3 separate regions of the Homo sapiens genome follow, and all the other regions are linked to region 1. A link is an interaction called in ENCODE POLR2A ChIA-PET data of the cell type or tissue named here. Cell type or tissue: MCF 10A. All regions are shown on one strand. Each heading gives the region's core, and the rest is flanking DNA. Links, peaks and the distances in the headings are about the cores only.

The links. Peaks named below come from ENCODE experiments on the same cell type or tissue, not always from the same donor. Only the 100,000 strongest peaks of a DNase experiment are listed, where the experiment ranks them.
Region 2: POLR2A ChIA-PET joins it to region 1 with 9 read pairs; 7 of 35 experiments call an interaction of 5 or more read pairs at or near these places.
Region 3: POLR2A ChIA-PET joins it to region 1 with 5 read pairs; 1 of 35 experiments calls an interaction of 5 or more read pairs at or near these places.

What each region holds. Positions count from the first base shown.
Region 1 is chr3:97,868,485-97,876,205 of GRCh38, forward strand. It overlaps CRYBG3 (crystallin beta-gamma domain containing 3), which reads left to right. Exons shown (of 22, transcript NM_153605.4): 4 at 3,358-7,721. LOC105373994 (a long non-coding RNA gene) reads right to left here and starts at 4,770. Exons shown (of 5, transcript XR_007095970.1): 1 at 4,684-4,770. In MCF 10A, for the core only: no CTCF peak of the experiment used is centred there; a DNase peak (open chromatin) is centred at 3,927.
Region 2 is chr3:97,807,162-97,814,882 of GRCh38, forward strand. All of the region lies in intron 2 of LOC101929298 (a long non-coding RNA gene), which reads right to left. Among named protein-coding and RNA genes, the nearest start is that of CRYBG3, 11 kb to the right of the region's middle. In MCF 10A, for the core only: no CTCF peak of the experiment used is centred there; no DNase peak of the experiment used is centred there.
Region 3 is chr3:96,957,726-96,962,725 of GRCh38, forward strand. All of the region lies in intron 2 of EPHA6 (EPH receptor A6), which reads left to right. Among named protein-coding and RNA genes, the nearest start is that of EPHA6, 150 kb to the left of the region's middle. In MCF 10A, for the core only: no CTCF peak of the experiment used is centred there; DNase peaks (open chromatin) are centred at 2,356 and 3,426.

The DNA of each region.
Region 1 (7,721 bases), core at 1,398-6,397:
TTTAAATATAGTATAATTGTTTAGTCTAAAGAATGTATGTTTTAATTACAAGTATATAATATTTCTACCTCCAGTGCAGCATATTAGTTAGAAATTTAAACCAGTGCATGTAACTTAATATAAATTAACTTAACCAACTTCTTGAAAGTACTCAGAAAGCCCTAAAAAATATAAAACAATGATTCCCACTGCCTACCCTGCAAAGGACCCCAATACCAAAAGGTATTATTATAGTGAGTTGAAATTTAATGGACTTTTTCTGTGGTCTATTAGAAGTCCTTTTGGATCAAAAGTTGCATTGATGCAGGATAAAATGCTTTGAGGTTTGATTAAGAGAGAGTTGGCAGTAAGAGGACCTAAATTTACTATACTAGAATGAATTTCTGATCCTTTTCTCTTATTTCCACTGACCATGAACATTTCTTGGTATTGATTTCTTCAGAATTACTTCTGTGATCTTTTGCAAAAAGAAACATTGTAGCCTGTTGACAGTAGGTTTTAGGTATGAAATGTTAAAACTTTGAAAAAAAAAAACCTGTCATTTTTTCAGACTCTGTATCTTCATATGTTGTTCTGAAAGGCTTTTGTATTTTCTGAATAACTTACATATTTTGATATGGCGTTTTACCAATAGCATTCATTTACCTATTTTTGCTTCTTGCCTATTTTCATGGACTGGTTGCCTTATCCAACTTTTTTCTTTCATTGTTTTGTTTTATTTTTATATTCGCCATTCATTCATTCATTCATTCATTCAACTTTTGGGGTTTTGTTGGTAGTTACAAATTAAATGTTTAATCTTATTATCATATAGCTTACTTTGAATAAAACATGATACATTATTAAAATTGGTATGAAGTATCACTACATTATGAAGCAGAAAATGTTTGGTACAAAACATTTTTTTCCATATTGCATGTAACAATAGGAAGATTCATATGTAAGAACAGAATTTTGTACTTAGTTTTCTTACACATAGAAGTTGCCATCGCATTTTTATTAGATATTTATGTCATAGTTGGCTCTGTGCACGAGGCTTACATAGAGAGATTAATAAAAACAATACATTGGGCTCTGTCTTCATAAGGATTAGATTTTTAAAAAATACCAATAGGGAAAGACCCAAATGTCAAATAATGGTATCTTATCCAAGTTTTGACTTTGTTTCATAACAGTCCTTGATCTAGCCTGAAATTCATGCAGCAACTAAAACCATTTTTGGAACACAAAGCTTTTCTTTATGCATCTCCTTTAGTGCTTTATAATGGACAATAAAAATAAATGAATATAACTAACATAATTTTTTACAATACTGGTGCATTAGTATTTTAAGGGGCCAGGAGATATATAGGTTGAAATGAATTATTTCAGCTAAAATTTAAGAAGTATTTAAGAGACACAGTTGGTGAAGTTTTTACATGTGAAAAGAGATATACTTTCTCTTTTATCAATTAGACAAATCTAGAATTCTTAATGTAACTGCTTTAAAGTTGGCAATAAAATGTATTTTTTAGGTATTGGAATACTGATAACTGAATTTCGAAATTATTCATGTGTATTTCACAGTAATGGTTTGGTTAATCATATGTTTAATCAGAAAAAAATCAAGTAGAACACACATCAGATTTTTCTACCATACTGTTTTTTTAAAAAATAATTTCAACTTTTATTTTAGAGTTGGGGTGCATATGCAGGTTTATTACATGGAGATAAATTGCATGTTGTGAGGGTTTGGTGTACAGATTATTTCGTCACCCAGGTAATGGACATAGTACCTGACAGGTAGTATTTTAGTCCTCACCCTCTTCCCATCCTCCCCACTCAATTAGGCCCCAGTGTTTATTGTTCCCTTCTTTGGGTCTATGTGTACTCAACGTTTACCTTCCACTTATATGTGAGAACATGTAGTATTTGGTTTTCCTGTGTTAATTCACTTAGGATAATGGCCTCCACTGCATTCATGTTGTTGCAAAGGACACGATTTTCTTCTTTTTTATTGCTGCTTAGTATTCAATGGCATATATGTACCACATTTTCTTTATCCAATCTACCATTGATGGACATCTAGGTTGATTTCATGTTTTTGCTATTGTGGATAGTGCTGTGATGAACATATGAGTGCATGCTATTTTTTATAGTCAGGAAATTGAAAGGTAATTAGAGTTCAAAATGTAAAACATTTTGATTATCACATATAAGAATTAAGACATTCTTTTGAAATAGATTACTTAGCAGTAAGTATCATTCCTTTACTTATTCATTAATTCATGAGAAGGTATTAAGCATATACAACTTGCCAAATCTTGTGTGGGGCACTTAAAAACAGAAAGATGATTAGGACACAGTACCTTCCCTCAAATAGCCACCAGGCTAGTGGGGAAAATAAATAAGTGCATAGATCTTTATGATTTAATGTGACAAATGTTGTGCTCTGTGCACCCAGAGATCAAAGACTAACTGTCCATCTTAGTAGTAGAGGGATAGGTTTGCAGTGGAAATTATTTGTGTGCTGAGTCTTAGAGGGCATTAGAGTTTCCTTCTGATGCTGGCATTAAAGGGCAGAGAATGATGTGTGTAATTGGCTATAAGATAGTATGGCGTGATGTGAGAACTCGTAGTGGTAGATTCTCCAAAGGAAATTGGGTGCTGAGAGCATCAGGATCTTTATACTGTGGTTAGATTTCTATACTTACTCTAGACATCTTTTTTGATTTTTGCATTTGCCCAAGCAGTTTAATACTATACTAAATGAATATTTGAAGAACTGAACACAGAGAATTTTAATGCAGTTTTGTCATTTATTGAGTTAACAAATACATACTGAGTGTTTACTGTGGGCTAGACATTTTGCCATCTGTTTTCATTTAAAACGTTTCCAAGTTACGTGCTAAACATTGCTGTTCAAATTCACATGTAAGAGTAAAGGAATAGAAGGTCATTATGATGCTTTAATGTGGTGGAGAAGTCAGTGATGTATCCCTAAACTCGTAGTAATATGAGGCCCAAAGTCAAGCTGGTTACTTAGAGTCAGACACTCCTTTGAGATTAGAACTAGGACCCAAGGCTTGGACTCATATTCTGTTAACCACAGTCAGAGGTATGTATGTAATCAGGTAAGAAGGAGTAATTCTAAGGAGGTCAAACATTCTTCATGCTGCATTGACATTCAGGTGCTACTTGTTAAATTTTTATTATTTTTAATAAAGGTAAATTTAAAGCGTTCTAGGATTTACTCCCCAAATTGGTACATATTAAGGGAAGTGGTGTTTAAAAGATGTACTTTTACCACAGTTGCTGGGATTAGTATTAAGTATTATTAATTATATTTCCTGATACTCTCATGCTTTCTTTTTACAGACAAATCGATGGTAAACCAGAGAAGCCTTCAGTAACATATGCAACATATCGAGGCCCAAGACACATTGGGAAATATTTAAAGCAACAGACAGGCTTGGCAACTGTGAATACCTTGGACAGAGAAAATGAAAGTTCTGACTCTAGTACAAACAGACACATTGACCCTGGAAGTGAGATTGAGGCTGGGGTACTGCCACTGTTGTTATCAGCTAGTACAGACTCATCTATGAAAGGAAATCTACTTGAAGGCCCATTAGAAGACTCTGATTGTAGCAAAACAAGTTTCAACAAGGAAAATTCTTTGACAAATAACCCAGAACTGCAGAATATTGCCTCTTCCAATAATCTTTTAAATAAAAATGCTTGGGGGAGTATTGAGAGAAATAGGTCATCCCCTTCTTCTGTGACTAACTCCAGCTACGATGGAGAATCTGACTCACAGCACCATTTAAGTTGTGAACCGGTTTCTCAGACTAACAGAAATTTGGTATGTTCAGCATTGTTAACAGGAAGTAACCATCGCAAAGTCCCTTGCAGCCCAGATTTTCAGAGAGTAACTACAACAGAAAATACGATAAAAGAAAACAGCACTGTGATGAGTAATAGGACATTGGTGCAAAGAGAGGAGCTTGTTGAGCCTCAGGGCCCTGCTATTTCTGATTTCTCTTGTAGTAAATCTGATGGGAGTGACACTACTGAGCAGGAAAGTACAAATTTGCCAAGTCCAAATAAATCAATTAGGCATGAACATCTGCAGTTGCCAGAGAGTGAGTGTTCTGACAAGCAAACCATAGATAGCTCATCAAAGCAAGCTGCCACTCACACCAATATCATTGCTCTTCAGAGACATGCTGTGACAGACACAGAATTTGTAAATGAAGGAAAGAGATTGTCTGCCCAAGACTCACAGAAAAATGTGGCTGTTAGAGAAATCAGGCGAGAAACAGAAAGTGCCTCAGCTGGTGAATCCATAGCTTCAAGTCATGTAAAAGCTCCAGAAGATAAAATTGAGTCATTACCCAAAGATACTGACCAATACTTTGAAACCAAAGCCAAAAAGCTTGATTTTAGGTCACATGATAAAATTCCTCATATTAGAATGAATAAAAAAGACCTGGCCTCTTTAAATTACATCAGTGAATCAGCAGTTGTAGCAAGCTTAGGAAATGAAAATGCACCTGAGTTGAAATTTGAACTTAATAGAAGTCACATTTCAGAAACTCCTCTTGACTCTGAGAGTCCTCAACAAGCTGAAGTATCACCTGATGCTAAAACATCTCTTAGCCTTGACTGTAAAAAACTAAATTTCAGTATTTCACCTCCTACCTTTGTTTCTGGAGTTGGGATGCTGAGCAAGTTGGATATTCCTGATTTAATGAATGAGGGTTCTCCTGTGCCCATTGAAACTGGGAATGTCAACATTGTTGGTATTTCCTATCAGCCTAGGAAGTGTAAAGAAGAAAATGTGAAAAACCATGTTGAGGCTGCAGGCAGGAAGAGTCCTCCTCCTTCCTTTTGCCTTGAATATACATCTGCAATTTTTGAATTCAAAGAAGTTCTTTCTAATAGTGAAAAATGCCAGGTTCTTCCAGGTTCTGAAGCCAGTGGCCCTCACTTAACTGGGTTGGAGCTATTGAGCTTTGACTCTGGAAACCTCTCTAAGGATTGCAGTTCCATTTTATCTCAAGACCCTAATAGAGTAGAGTTAGTGTCTTCAAACACTAAAGCAAATATGAGCATAATAGAGAAGTCTGATTCTCTTTCCTTGGAAGCCAAAACTGCTAACATTGTATCAAAAGCTGAAATTGATGGTCAGAACAATGTTCTTGTGGAGTCACATTCTGGAAGAGGAAAAACTATATCCTTGTCCAAGGTATCTCTTTCAAAAGTGGAGCCCAGAAACATTTCTCAGGATAAAATGTCTTCTTTTCCATTGAAAATTACCCATGTTCCAGAAAAGCCTATTTTGTCAGAATTAACCTTTCTAGAAGTTGAACAGGGCAAACGTTTTCAATCAATTAATCATAATGAGATAGGAGAGAAATGTTCAGATGCTGGCCTTAAAGAGAATTGCCAAGCTGAGCTTTCTCCTGCTGCCTCCAAATATGAAGATAAGCCAGAACCAGAGGTAGATGCCTTAGGCTCTCCTCCTGCTCTTCTTAAAAGTAATATATCTTGGATTTTACCACCTATTCATGATGAAAAAATCAGTAGGCAAATGGCGCAGAATTGTGAAGCTCACACTTGTGTGTTTCATCAATCTTTGGATATTTGTGGGACTAAAAAGATTTCTGGTCACTCAGAAATGGCGGAACTCAGCTTAACTAATATTTCCCCTAAATTCCAAGAAACTGGCAGCATGAAAGTAAATTCACCTTTTCTGGATTCTGATTCCAGTTTGGAAAAAAATTCTTCTGCATCTGAGGACTCAAGCTTCCTTAAAGTACCTTCTGTGCTGAAATTGGAAAAGAAATCCTCATCTTACAGAAAGAAAGAGAACATCCATTTTTTAAATGGTGGTATTGATAGTGTGTCATCTTCCTCTAGTTACCCTGAAGAAGTTAGCATGATAGTAAATTCACATAAGCCCCAAAATAATTTGGATTCTATACAAGTTACCAAAGATCTCACACATGAAGGTACCTCTGTAACTAACCTGTTGTACCCTACTACCTCTTATTTGGAATTTGAAACGTCTGTCTCAATTGGGACAGAAGTAACCCCATTTCAGGAACATTTTGGGATTTATACTGGGAAGATATCCATTGATTTCCCAACTGCTGCCCAATTTGACAATCTCGTGGAAGCAGAGACTGGAGCAGTTGCTGGGCCTGCAGCGTCAGTTAACAGCTCAGGCCAACAGTGTTCTGAAGCCTCTGCTGAGCACATAGAAGCCAGGAGAAGAGCACATGACCAACTTTTGGACCTCAAAAGTAGTTTACTCAAAAAGGCCGATACATTGATTGGTGAGATTTTTAATTCTGTCAGGGAAGAACTAAAATTCAAACACACAGTGAGTACCTGCCAGGAGCATATAGCCATAGAAGGTATAATGAATCTGGGTACCCTGAAAGAAGACATCTCTGAGAAAAACCCATCAGAAGTGACACTAACAGAAATACAACAGACAGAGGGTTTGGAAGAGCAAGGCATGGAAAACATGTCAGAAGTCAAAGAGAAGCCCTGTGTTTCACCAACAGTTGGTGAGAAGAATCTTCTTGTTGATCCTAATAGTATGAATGTATCTTGTTTGTTAGAAGATAAAGCTAGGGAATTAGTCAATGAGATTATTTATGTAGCCCAAGAAAAATTGAGAAATGATACTTTTGAAGATACTGAGGATACTTGGGATTCTGAACTTCAGGCTAATACTTCAAAAATTCTGAACAGTGATAGTGTTAAGCCACATGATGTAGTTAGAGAGTTCTTGGTTTCAGAACAGCCAGTAAATCAAAGCACACAAATTAGTGAAAATAAAGTATTAAATGAATTCTTCTCCCTAAGTAACTTAGCTAGTGGCACAGAGTCAATTAAGGGAGGAGAAATTGTTCTCTACCAAAAATCCCTATTTTCTGGAAATGGATCTGGACTGTCTGATAGTATAAATTTGCAGGAATCAGATACGGTTTTACTAGCTGAAGACATGTCACATAAACGGTTAGATGATAGGGTAAAAACACATTTATTTCGCAGTGAGGACTGTAATGAGACAATGGAAATAGAGAATGTGGATAATAACAAAACTGAGACAGAGGACAGAAGAACTCTTGTATTAAATTTCAAATGGCCTCCACTTGTGAATGATGACATCCATGCACCTGGTACATCTAAAAGCAGTTTGTCTGATAGCCTTGTATGTATATCTGAAAAAAACTTGCCAGGACACAGTAAAAACACACCTCTTGCAATGTCAGATGTAGGGAAAGTACACAAGAAGGATAATGAAATAAATATAGGGAAAATTGAACTTATACCTTCCATGTTAGAAACAGGGAAAACAAACAAAAAGGATGCTGAATTGAATATTCTGAAATATGAGGCAGTCCCTCCTATGATAGAAATGGGAAGAATACATAAAATGGATGCTGAATTGAATGTCACGAAAACTGAGCCAAAAGCTAATGTTTTTAAAATGGGAGAAGTATACCAAATGGATGCCGAGAGCTGTATTGAAAAAACTGAGGGATCAGCTGTCATTTTAGGAATGGAAAAAGCTTATAAGATGAAGGATACTGAAGGGGATATTGGCAAAATTGAGGTGATACCTATGATGCCAGAAGTGAAAAATATCCACCAAAAGGATGCTGAAGGGGATATTGTAAAGACTGAGATGACACCTGTTACAGTAGACATGGAAAATATTT
Region 2 (7,721 bases), core at 1,694-6,693, 61 kb before region 1:
TTTACAAGAATTGATACAATATTAACTCTAATAGACAGTATAAATTAAAGATGCATATTGTAATCCCTAGAGCAACTATTTAAAAACATGGAAAAGAAATATTAAAAAGCCAATACATTAAAATAGAATTTAAGAAATATTCAATTAATCCACGTAATAAGGAAAGGGGGGACAAAGGAACAAAACACAGAAGGAAGAAACAGTCCTTAATACCATTATATCAATACTTGGAATACATTTAATTGGATTAAATTCTCCAATTAAAGTTAGAAATAAGCAGAATGAATTTTTGAAAAGCATAACTATCTGCTCTCTGCAAGAAATGCATTTAACATATAAAGATGCAGGCATGTTGTAAGTAAATGTATTAAAAAAGATTACGGAAGCATTAAGTATAAGAAGGTTTGAGTGCATATATTAATATAAGATAAAATAGACTTCAAAACAAAAAGAATTAACTGCGATAAAGACATTTTATTATCATTCATCACAGATGTGTGTGCATCCAGTAACAAAGTTTCAGAATACATAAAGCAGAAATTGACAGATAAAGGGAGAAATAAACAATTTCACCATTACAGTAGGAGATCTAAATACCTCTTACTGAGCAATTGGTAAAATAACTAGACAAAAAAAAAAACAAAACAAAAAAAACAGTAGACATAGATGATCTGAATCAGTCAGCCAAATAGACCCAACTCATATGTGTAGAACACTACACCCAACAACTACAACTTCTTTTGAAGTGTAAGACAAACAGTACAATTTTTAAAAATGGAAAACAAACTACATAACAGGAAAAAAATCCACAATATATATATCTGACAAAGAACTTGCATAATATATAAAGACCTATTATATATCAATAGAAAGAAGCCAACAACAACAAAATATGAGCAAACCACTTGAGTAGATACCTCACAAAAGAATATGGTCAATCAATACAGGAAAAGATGCTTAACATCATTAATCATGAGGGAGATGCTAATAAAAACTATGATTTATTACCATTATACACCTACTAAAATAGCTTCAGTTTTTAAAACTGGTAATACCTTGTGTTGGCAAGAACATGAAATCATTGGAATTCTCACACAATGCTGGTGGAGAATGCAAAATGGTATGTGGCGCCAACCAAGTTACGCATCTTTGTAGGGAGGTGATGATAGAGCAGCAGGAGCAGCCTAGCACCAGTTGTTGGAACACCTGTAGGATGATGAAGGCATGTACATTGCCTGGCATGGGATGTTGGAGCTTGAGAAGGGTAAAGAGGGCTTCTACACCCGACGTCCAGGGAGGTGGTGGTGGTAACAGATGATTAGTAACATTTATCAAGGAAAGAATCTAATAATATATTGACAATAATGGGAGTCATCCTCCAGAGTGTAGGAGAAGAGAGTTACAGGTGTGGAAAGAAAACTAGAAGGATTGTTGTATTACAGTTGGAGGTATCGGTATGAGCACATGAATTTCAATGGGTAGAAAGAGAGAGATATAGATACAGAGATAAAGATGCTGTTTGTGTGTATATACCTGTGTATGTGCCTAAGAGCAGTGACTCCAACAGCAATGAGAACACCTGGCACCCACATGTAGGTATCTTGGTTATATTCTCCACTAAAAAGAAGTAGGGCTCTTTGGGAAAATGGCTACTTCCATAATGGAGCAGAAAAAATACAGAATGAGCCTGGAACATTTTGTTTTTCCAGAAAGTTAAAAAATGCTCAAATAATTATGTGGACATAGCAAAAGGACACAAAGACAGTTTGAAGGGGCATTAACTGGCTACACCTGCGACATTTTGAACATCAAAATGAATAAAGATAGTAATGGACTATATAACTCATTGAATGAAATATGAATTTATATATCTATATGATACAAATAAGTGAATAAATGACTAATGGGGAGATAACATTAGAACACCTACAAATAAATGTAGAATGTTGGAATGAGAAAATCGCCATTTGACAATAATTGTAATAATTTATTCAGTCTAGAAACATCAATGGATGCTAAAAATAATAATGAAATGTTGTCAAGGAATGGGATATTTATATAGCTTCAAATTATTTCTCCACAAAATACTAATTACAGAGAGGAAAAAAAATAGCTAGCATACAATTAAGGGAGCTTGCAGACATCACCTTAATCAAGTGATCCAAGTTATTATCTGTGATGGGACAAATTGAAATCGTGTACCTTAGCTTGGTGTGGTGGCAGACGCCCGTAATCCCAACACTTTGGGAGGTTGAAGCAGGAGGATCACTTGAGCCTAGGAGTTTGAGGCCAGCCTGGGAAACATAGTGAGACCCCATCTCTACAAAGATTCCAAAAATTAGTGAGCTGGGTGGTGCATGCCTATAGTCCCAGCTACTCAGGAGGCTGAGGTGAGAGGATCGCTTGAGCCTGGGAGGTCTAAGGTACAGTGAGCAGAGATCACACCACTGCACTTCAGCCTGTGCAATAGAGTGAGACGCTGTCAGAAAGAAAGAAAAGAAAGAAGGGGAAGGAAGGAAGGAAGGAAGGAAGGGAGTGAGGGAGGGAGGGAGGGAGGGAGGGAAGAGAGGGAGGGAGGGAGGGAAGAAGGAAGATCATGTACCACCTGACACAATGAGAACAGAGCATTATAGAAGGAAAAGGAAGAAGGATGGAAGGAAGGAAGGAGGAAGGAAGGAAAGAAGGAAGGTGGGTGGAAGAAAGAGAGAGAGAAAGAAAAAGAAAAAAAGAAAGGAAAGAAACAGAGAAAGAAAAGAAAGAAAGAGAAAGAAAAGAAAGAAAAAGAAAGAAAAAAGAATTAGGTACCACCTGACACAATGATAACATAGCATTACTTTTGGGATATTGCCAAAAATATACAGCCTGAATCCAACCATAAGAAAACACCAGGCATTTCCAAATAAAAAGATCCTGCTTCCACCAAAATGTGGCCTGTAAGAGTAAAAAAATGTCCCAGTCATGAAAGTCCCAGTCATGAAAGACTGAGGAATTTTTACCGAGTAAAGGAGACGAAAGTGACATAACAACTAAATGCGGTATGTGATTCTGGACTGGATCACTTTGCTAAAAAGAACATTAATGAGATAATTGTCAAAACTTAAATGGAGTCTGCAGATAAGGTGGTAGACTATGTCAACATTAGTTTCTTGATTTTGAGAGTGGAATTGCAGTTAGGATTTTAGGAGAATAGTCATGTTTGTAAGAGTTACACATCAAAGTATTCAGGACTTCATTTTGACAACATAATTTCAAATGATTCAGGAAATAAAAAGAAGTTCTTAATACTATTGTGATTTTTCAATAAGTTTGAAATATTTTCAAAATTAAAATATTTAGAAAAAAATTTATATGAAATAACAATGTAGAGAAAATTGAATTTTACATATTGAAGAATTAGAATAAAAGGTAGATGAGTATGTTCAAAAAAGAATGCCTGAAATGGTATCACTCATAAAAATAAACTGCCTGAATAGATTGATAATTGCAACCAATATGGGAAATGTATGTATACTTATTATATAAATTAAGTAATTATTGAAAGTTGTAGCTATATTAGAAAATACAGTACTGCTACCAATTAAAATAAACACTTTAACTCTTAATAATAAAGATGGACCAAGTGCCTTTTGGGATTTCATAATAGTAATGCTTTCAACCTGCCAACTTTTGAGTGAATTCCAGGTAATAGCTATGAGAAAAGCAGTTCATGTAAGAATGCCACACAGCTGTCAGATTGTTTTGATTCTTGTATACACTTGATTTTAGTCCTAAATTAGATACATGGTTATTAGTAAGACTTCTCCAGCTTGATTCACTCGTCTAACCTGTCTCAAGCAATAATTGGCAGCTATAAATTAAATTATGTAGGTCACATTAGGATCAGTGCAGCAGTTTCTCCATCTGCCTATTTCTCATACCTTGTCATTGTCATTTACTTTTTAATTATACAATTATTTTAAAGAAGGTCAAGATAATGCAGCAAAGAGTTCACTTAAAGGTAGTTTCATATTAACATTCCAAAGCCCTTGTATGTTCTTGTATTACACATAGTATTTGATGATTCACAATGTAGTAGCACTCACTCACTGCCATATTTCCTCACCAAATCAGAAGGCAAGCAAAAATTATCTCTTTTTTTGGCCTACTATTGCACTCCTGATCTTTTATACTGCTTTTTGACTAGTGTAATATTCCTAATATAAACGTTTCAATAGATTCAAAATCTGTTAAATAGTGTTTCAACTGGGTTCTGGTTGCAAGTTTTCCATCCATGCTTCTAGAGCTGTGATTTGTGAAATCCACCCAGGACCCCAGGCACAGCCTGCCCAAATCATATGATTCGGCATTTCTTCCTCCCTTTTCCCAGTATAGGAATAACTTCAGAGATATTACGGGTTCAGTTCCTGACCAGCACAATAAAATGAATATAGCAGTAAAGCAAGTCAGATAAACTTTTTGGCTTCCTAGTGCATTCAAAAATTATGTTCATACTATAGTATATTAAGTATGCAATAGCATTATGTCTAAAACCATGATGTACATGTCTTAATTTTAAAAGACTTTATTGCTTAAAAATGTTAATTATTATCTGAGACAGCAGCTAACTCTAATCTTTTTGCTATAATAGTAGAAGGTCTTGCCTTCATGTTGATGGCTGATGACTGGTCAGGGTGGTGGTTGCAAAAGGGTGAGGTGGCTGTGGCAATTTCTTAAAAGAAGACAACGACAAAGTTTGCCACATTGACTGACTCTTCCTTTCACAAAATATTTCCCTGTAGTATGTGATGCTGTTTAACAGCATTTTACCCACAGTAGAACTTCTTTCAAAACTGGCATCAATCCTCTCAAACTGTGCCCCTATTTTAACAACTAAGTTTATGCAATATTTGAAATCCTTTGTTGTCATTTCAACAACGTTCACAGCATCTTCACCAAGAGTGAAGTTGTAGATATATTAGAAAATACAGTACTGCTACCAATTAAAATAAACACTTTAACTCTTAATAATAAAGATGGACCAAGTTCCTTTTAGGATTTCATGATAGTAATACTTTCAACCTAACAACTTTTAGCTATGAGAAAAGCAATTCATATCAGAATGCCACACAGCTGTCAGATTGTTTTGATTCTTGCATACACCTGATTTTAGTCCTAAATTAGATATACGGTTATTAGTAAGTACCTACTTTCTTTGCTCATCAGGAGCAACTCTTCATCCATTCAAGTTTTCTGGTGAGACTGTAACCACTTAGTCACGTCTTCAAGGTCTATGTCTAATTCTAGTTCTCTTACTATTTCCAGCACATCTGCAGCTACATCCTCCACTGAAGTCTTGAACCCGTCAATGTCATCCATGAGGATTGGAATCAATCTCTTCCAAACTCCTGTTAATGTTGATATTTTGGCCTTCTCACAGGAATCATGAATTTTTTTTTTGTTTGTTTGTTTGTTTGTTTGTTTTTTGTTTTTTCGAGACGGAGTCTCGCTCTGTTGCCAGGCTGGAGTGCAGTGGCATGATCTCAGCTCACTGCAACCTCCACCTCCTGGGTTCAAGTGATTCTCCTGCCTCAGTCTCCTGAGTAGCTGGGACTACAGGCGTGTGCCACCATGCCCAGCTAATATTTGTATTTTTTTTTTTTTTTTTAGTAGAGATCGGGTTTCACCATGTTGGCCAGGATGGTCTCGATCTCCTGACCTCGTGATCCGCCTGCCTCGGCCTCCCAAAGTGATGGTATTACAGGCGTGAGCCACTGTGCCCGGCCTCATGAATGTTCTTAATGGCATCTGGAATCCTTTCCAGAAGATTTTCAATGGACATTGCCCGGATCCCTCAGAAGAATCACTATCTATGGCAGCTCTGGCCTTATACAATGTATTTCTTAAAAAATAAGACTAGAAAGTTGAAGTTACTACTTGATCCATGGGCTGCACAATAGGTGTTGTATTAGCAGGCATGTAAACAACATTCATCTTGTACATCTCCATCAGAGCTCATGAGTGACTAATTCTGAAAGGAATTTTTTTTTTTCCTGAGCAGTAAGTATCAACAATGGGCTTGAAATATTCGGTAAACCATGCTGTAAACAAATGTGTTGTTATCCAGGCTTTGTTGTTCCATTTCTATAGCATAAGCTGAGTAGATTTAACATAATTTTTAAAGGCCCTAATATTTTCGGAATGGTAAATGAGCATTGGCATCCACTTAAAGTCACCAGCTTGATTAGTCCCTGAGAATCAGCCCATCCTTTGAGACTTTGAAGCTGGACATTAACTTCTCCTCTCAGTAACAAAAGTCCTGCATGGCATCTTCTTCCAATATAGGGCTGTTTCATCTACATTAAGAATCTGTTGTTAGTGTAGCCACCTTCATGAATGATCTTTGCTAGATTTTCTGATAACTTGCTGCAGCTTCTACATCAACATTTGCTGCTTCACCTTCCACTATGATGTTACGGAGATGGCTTCTTTCCGTAAACCTCATGAACCAACCTCTACTAGCTTCCAACTTTTCTTTTCCAGCTTATCTCTCTCAGCCATCATAGAATTGAAGAGAGTTAGGGCTTTGCCGGGAATTAGGATTTGGCCTAAGGGGATGTTGTGGCTTCTATCAAGACTATTAAAACTTTTTCCGTATCAGCAATAAGGTTGGTTCACTTTCTTTTCATTTATGTAGTCACTGGAGTAACACTTTTAATTTCCCTCAAGTTTGTCCTTGCATTCACAACATGGCTAACACTGTCTGGCACAGAAGGCCTAGCATTTGCCCTGTTTTAGCTTTTGACGTGTTTTCCTCACTAAGCTTAATCATTTCTAGCTTTTGATTTAAAGTGAGAGATACACAAGTGTTTCTTTTACTTGAAACCTTAGAGGCCATTGCAGGGTTATTAATTGGCCTAATTTCAATATTGTTGTGTCTCAGGGAATAGGAAGGCCCAAGGTGAAAGACCAAGGAGAAGGAGAGAGACAGGGTAACGGTAGGTCCACGGAGTAGTCAGAACACATATATTTATCGATTAGGTCCACTACATTATATGGATGTGGTTTATGGCACCCCAAAACAATTACAACTGTAATATCAAAGACCTCTGTTCCAGATCACCATAACAGATATAATAATGATGAATTATTATAATTATTATAAGTTGAATTATTACTTATTCTCCAAAGAATCTCCAAAATGTGTCACAGAGACAGGAAATCAGCACATGCTGTTGGAAAAATGGGGCTGATAGACTTGCTCAACAAGAGGTTGCCTCAAACTTTCAATTTGTAAAAAGCACACTACCTGCAAAGCACAATAAAGTGCTATGAAAGGAGACATGCCTGTTCATATTTATCACACTGTTTTGTAATCTTATAACTGTTGCTGAGTTGTATGTTTCTTTCTTTGAAACATATAACTTGTTGTTGTTGTTTCTCAATATATATTCCTCCCACAAACTTCCCTAATCATGTTCAAAGCAGCTAACACAAAAGGAATAAATTCAGGGTCAATGATTTAGATTCTACCTGGATCTTTATTTCAGAAGTTTTCTTTTTCTTTTCTTTTTTTTCTTGAAATGTAGAATGACTTATAGACTTTTCTGAAATGTAGAGTGATTAGTAGACTTTTCAGAAAATATGTATGTATGTATTTGTTATTTCTCTGACTACCTTCCTGAGCCACTAGGCAAGTGACCTGCCTGTAGCTATTTGCTAAATTTTATTTAAAGGTACATCTT
Region 3 (5,000 bases), core at 1-5,000, 910 kb before region 1:
GAGAGATTCTAATGACCCATGACCCACATGTATTGAAAACATGTTGTTATATGTTTGTTTTTACTTATTTGGCATTCCTTTTTTATTGCCAAATACTATTCAATTATATGACTGTATTACATTTTATTTATGCATTCATCAGGTGATCATATTGGGTTGTTTTCACTACATGTGGAAACTGAAATATTTGACCAAAAGACGTAGAGAAAATGTGGTAAAGTTGCACCTCATAGCAACTAGCTTAAAAGAGTTCCTGAAATCTCAGCAGTGGGAGTTTGTTGGGCTGTACTTTGTATTTTCCAAAAACGTGACTCAACTACTCATTGAATATTAGATTCTTTCTCCATGCTCTACTGTTGTGTCTTGACCAGCCTGGTTGACATGGTGAAACCCCATCTCTACTAAAAATACAAAATTAGCCAGGCGTGGCGGGGCATGCCTGTATTCCCAGCTACTTGGGTGGCTGAGGCAGTAGAATCACTTGAACCCGGGAGGCGGAGGTTGCAGTGAGCCGGTACCCCGCCATTGCACTCCAGCCTGGATGACAAAAGCGAAACTCTGTCCCTAAAGAAAAAAAAAAAAAAGAACTTGACTTTCAGTTCTGCCATTTGCTAATTCTCTGACTTTGGGATGTTAGCTCAACTTTCGTAAAACTCAGTCTCCTTATATGTAAAATGTGAATAATAATATTACCTACCTCATAGGATTTTTGTGAGAGCTAAAGGTTATATTGCATGTAAATCTCTAGTACAGTGGTTTTATTCATTCAATAAATACTATTAATAATATTGATTACAATAATAGTCAATGATTTTCATTTACTTGCACTGGTTATTTGCATGGTGTTCTTATTGTTAGAGCTTTTATATCACCCCACAGAACCTCTGTACCCATTAACAGTCCTTCATTCCTCCCATCTCAAGAACTAGACAAACGGTAATCTACTTTCTGTTTTTATAGATTTACCTATAGTTGGCATTTTGTATAAATGGAATCATGCAATATATGTGGTCTTTTGAGTCTGGCTCTTCCACTTAGCGTGGAACTCACCCATGTTGATGAGAGATTCTTTCTACTTAGGACTCACTCATGTTATTGAGTGATTCTTTTTATTGTTTAGTATTCCTTTTTATTCCCGAATACTATTCAATTGTATGAATATATCACATTTTATTTATGCATTCATCAGTTGATGACATTGAGTTGTTTTCACTTTTTTCTAGTATGAGTAATGCCGCTGTGAACATTCATGTACAAGTTTTTGTAAAGCGTATGTTTTAAATTCTCTTGAGTATATACCTAAGAATGGAATGCTGGGTCATTTGGTAACTCTATGTTCAACATTTGAAAAAATTTCCTCTGTTTTCTAAAGTGACTGTGCCAGTTTACATTCCCACCAGAAATGCTTGAGTGTTCCAATTGCTCCACATTTTCACCAATACTTGTTTATTGTCTGGTGTTTGTTTGTAGGCATCCTAGTAAGCGTGGAGTGGTTTTATATTTTGGTTTTGATTTGTGTTTCCCTAATGGCTAATGGTGTTGATAGCTTTTCATATGTTTATTAGCCATTTGTCTATTTTCTTTAGAGAAATAGCTATTCAAATTATTTGCCCATGTTAAAATTGGGTTATTTTTATTTTTGTTGTCTAGTTGGCAGAATACTTATATATTCTGGATACAAGTCCTTTATCAAATATATGAATAACAATTTTTTTTTCTATTCTGTAGGTTGTTACTTTCTTCATGGTATAATTTGAAGCACAGATATTTTTACTTTTAAAGTGTAATTAATCTATTTTTATTATAGTGTTTTCCTTTTGATGTCATATCTAAGAAATCAATGACTAATTCCAAGTGACAAAGATTTACTCCCATAAATTCTTTTAAGATTTTTATAGTTTAGCTTTTATATTTAAGTCTATGAACCATTTTTCATTAATTTTTGTGTATTGTGTAAGGAAGGGGTCTGACTCATTTTTGTGCATGTGGATATCCAGCTGTCTTGTTTTGTTTTTCAGTAATAAATACATTGCTCATGAAACAGAAAAACAAAAAAAATCAAAACGAAACATAGAAAAAGACAAAAAGGGAACCACTTCTGCTTGGAGAGAATAGAGAAAATTTACTTAATATGTAATATTTGAAGTATTTGAAAGTTTCCCAAAATGTGAATAGAATTGGGATGAGTAGAGAAAAATATGAGGGCAAGAAAATTATAGGCATAGCTGGAAAAGAGAAAGTGCCAAAAAGTTAAAATAACTATTTCATTTTGGCAATAATATACTTTACAGAGAACCTGGAACCTAACCATAAACACACCCTGAGAAAGTGATGCAAGTACGAGTAATGTCTTTGAGGAGTGCCTCAGAGTTATTTTACCCTGGAGGCAAATGAGCTGGTGTATTTGTGAACCAGTTCTTTAGAGTACTTTGGTAAGGACTATTTTGAGGTATGTGGCCTACATTTAGTTGATGTGCTCAGGGTCTGAGATCTCATGCAGAGTGGAAAGTGGTCTTGGAGAATGATTTTTTCTTTATTGGAGGTGAGAGCCATTAATGGGTTTGAAGTCAGTATCCTCATCTTTCTCTCTTATTTCTGGGCATGTCATGATCTGTTAGCCGGTTCCAGAGATCTCTGTGCCTTAGTACTCCCTGGTTGCCACTCAAACTTGGCTTCCCGTTTTGCCACTTTTGGCAATTGCATCAACCTTCCCTCTTATAGTTAAGTGTTGCCATCTGGCCTCTGCTATTCTTAAACCTCATCATTTCTACTGAAACTAGGGAACGATTTTATAAGCAGATCCTACCCCAATCTTCAAATATAGTCTACAAAGTACAAAAAAGACTGAGTTTTCATGATGGAGTGTTCTCATTAGCACATTTATCTTTTGCTTTAAGGAAGAGTTTGTCTTTAGGACCATCACAGGAACATAGCCAGCTGGTGGATTCTCTAGTGTTGTTTAATAAATCCATGTCACTATGTCTTTGAATCTTTTGACACCTTCATCAAAACTTTATACAGGTATTTTTTAACTCTTTTATTCTAGGTTGTTATTTTATCTACATACTTCCAAGAAGCATGCTTATAGTATATCATAGCTGATTTCAGCTGCTGTTAAATTCTGAGTCATAGGTGAATAATCTCATATCAATCGACTCTGTTTTACCTACCTTCTATCCTTCTCTCCCTTTCCACTAGTCTTGAGATCCATTCCCAAGCATGGTTTCACAGTTCTTGCCAGTTCATATTAGCCAGGCCTTGCAGGTCTTTTGATGAATAATCCCTTCCCTTACAATGAAGGGAGAAAACTTGTATAGCTGGATTAAACTGAGAATTGACTGTAATGGTTGACCTAGAAGTATTAAGAAGAGAGGGAAGGAAGAGCTTGAAGAGGGCAGGTTTCATCTTGCCAGACATCTGAGGTAAGGCCTCTGAATGCCCCTCAGGCAAAGGGAGGCTACTGTCCTTTAGCAAGAGTGATTGAGCCACTTTTGTAGGCCCACAGACAGGTTTTAGGGAAATCTGGGGCTCAAGTTCTCAAATGTATCTATTCATCTCTATTCTATAACTTAGAACCTTATCCATCTGTCACTTACTTAAGAGATACAGTGATACTGCAAATTCATTCTTCTTTACAGTTTGGTTCATTGCACAGTCAGATCCTGGTCTTGGTTTGCATTCCTGTTTGTCTTTTGGGTGCAGGAGAAAAGTGTCTTTATAGATGCTATTATGAAAGCTTTGTATTTCACACCATACTCTGAGTTGGAGGTTGGCTAAATTGAGTGTGTCATTTTTTACTTCGCTTAATAAATTGATGGCACTTAACAATAACCACTGTCTTTATAATTTCCTTTGCTATAGAAGAATAACTTTCTCCAATCCTAGATATTTTGCATAAACTAGCACAGCCCTTCTACCTGTGTGATACACTTCAGTTTACTACAGGTAAGAATGTTGGCAATTGAGATACTTCAGGATGTTAGCCTATCCACAATCCTACTTACCACCAGCAGTGGAGTCCTTGTTATCATTTGGCCAGTGAGTAATACAAGCACTAGGATGTCTGCTTCCTAGAATAATTTTCATACCAATTGTTTTAGTTGCAGTTTCCCCATAGCTGATTTTGAGATAGGAATTTTAAGTGCAGGTAGTTTATTTGGGAGATTCAGGGAGCATGGGTTGGGGAGGGGAAGTGATACAGAAAAAGGATGACTGCAGTAAAGGGTGCTTTATTAAGCTACTTAACACCATTGATAAGTGGAGCCTAATCCTACCAGGACATTTGAGGAAATCACATAAAACACGTCTCATGTACTAAATTCCAGGAATTATTTGCTGAGGGCTTTTCCTCTAGGGATGTTGATTCCTCAGCACTTTCTGACCTGATGTGTACACAGACAGAGAAACCTTCTGCAGTTTTGTTGGAGACAAAACCCAGCCTTCACACACAGAGCTGATGTTAGAGCATCCTGAAAGGTCTAAGGAAATGGGCAGAGCTTTGATGGCATCTCCCACAGAACAGTGAAATGAAAGTTAATTGGTGTCAGACCATGGAGAGCATTGAATGCCATTCAAGGAAGTATTTAGACCTGATATTCTCTAAAGCAGAAATGTAACATGATAAGAATTGTGCTTTAGGATAGTTACCCCAAAGTATTGTGTAGAATGGATTAGAGAACAGAAGCTAGAGTTGAGAGTGTCATGGAGGAGGAATAACAATGATGATCTTCATCCTGTTTCCAGTTCTCACTGGGAATTGCTCCCAGTTCTAATACTAAACCCACTTTTAGACGGCCTAACTAGATAACATTCTGAGCCCACTCCATCAAGAGAATTTCAGATAAAGAGATTCCATTTTCAAAAGAATTGAGAATTTAGTCAGTCAGAAAATTTGCACTGTCCCTTTTAAGCTTAATTTTTTTTTTTAGCTAAAACAAATTAGCCTTATTTGCTCAGAAACAGCCTTATATAAAGAGAACCAACATTGACCTTGCCTGTGC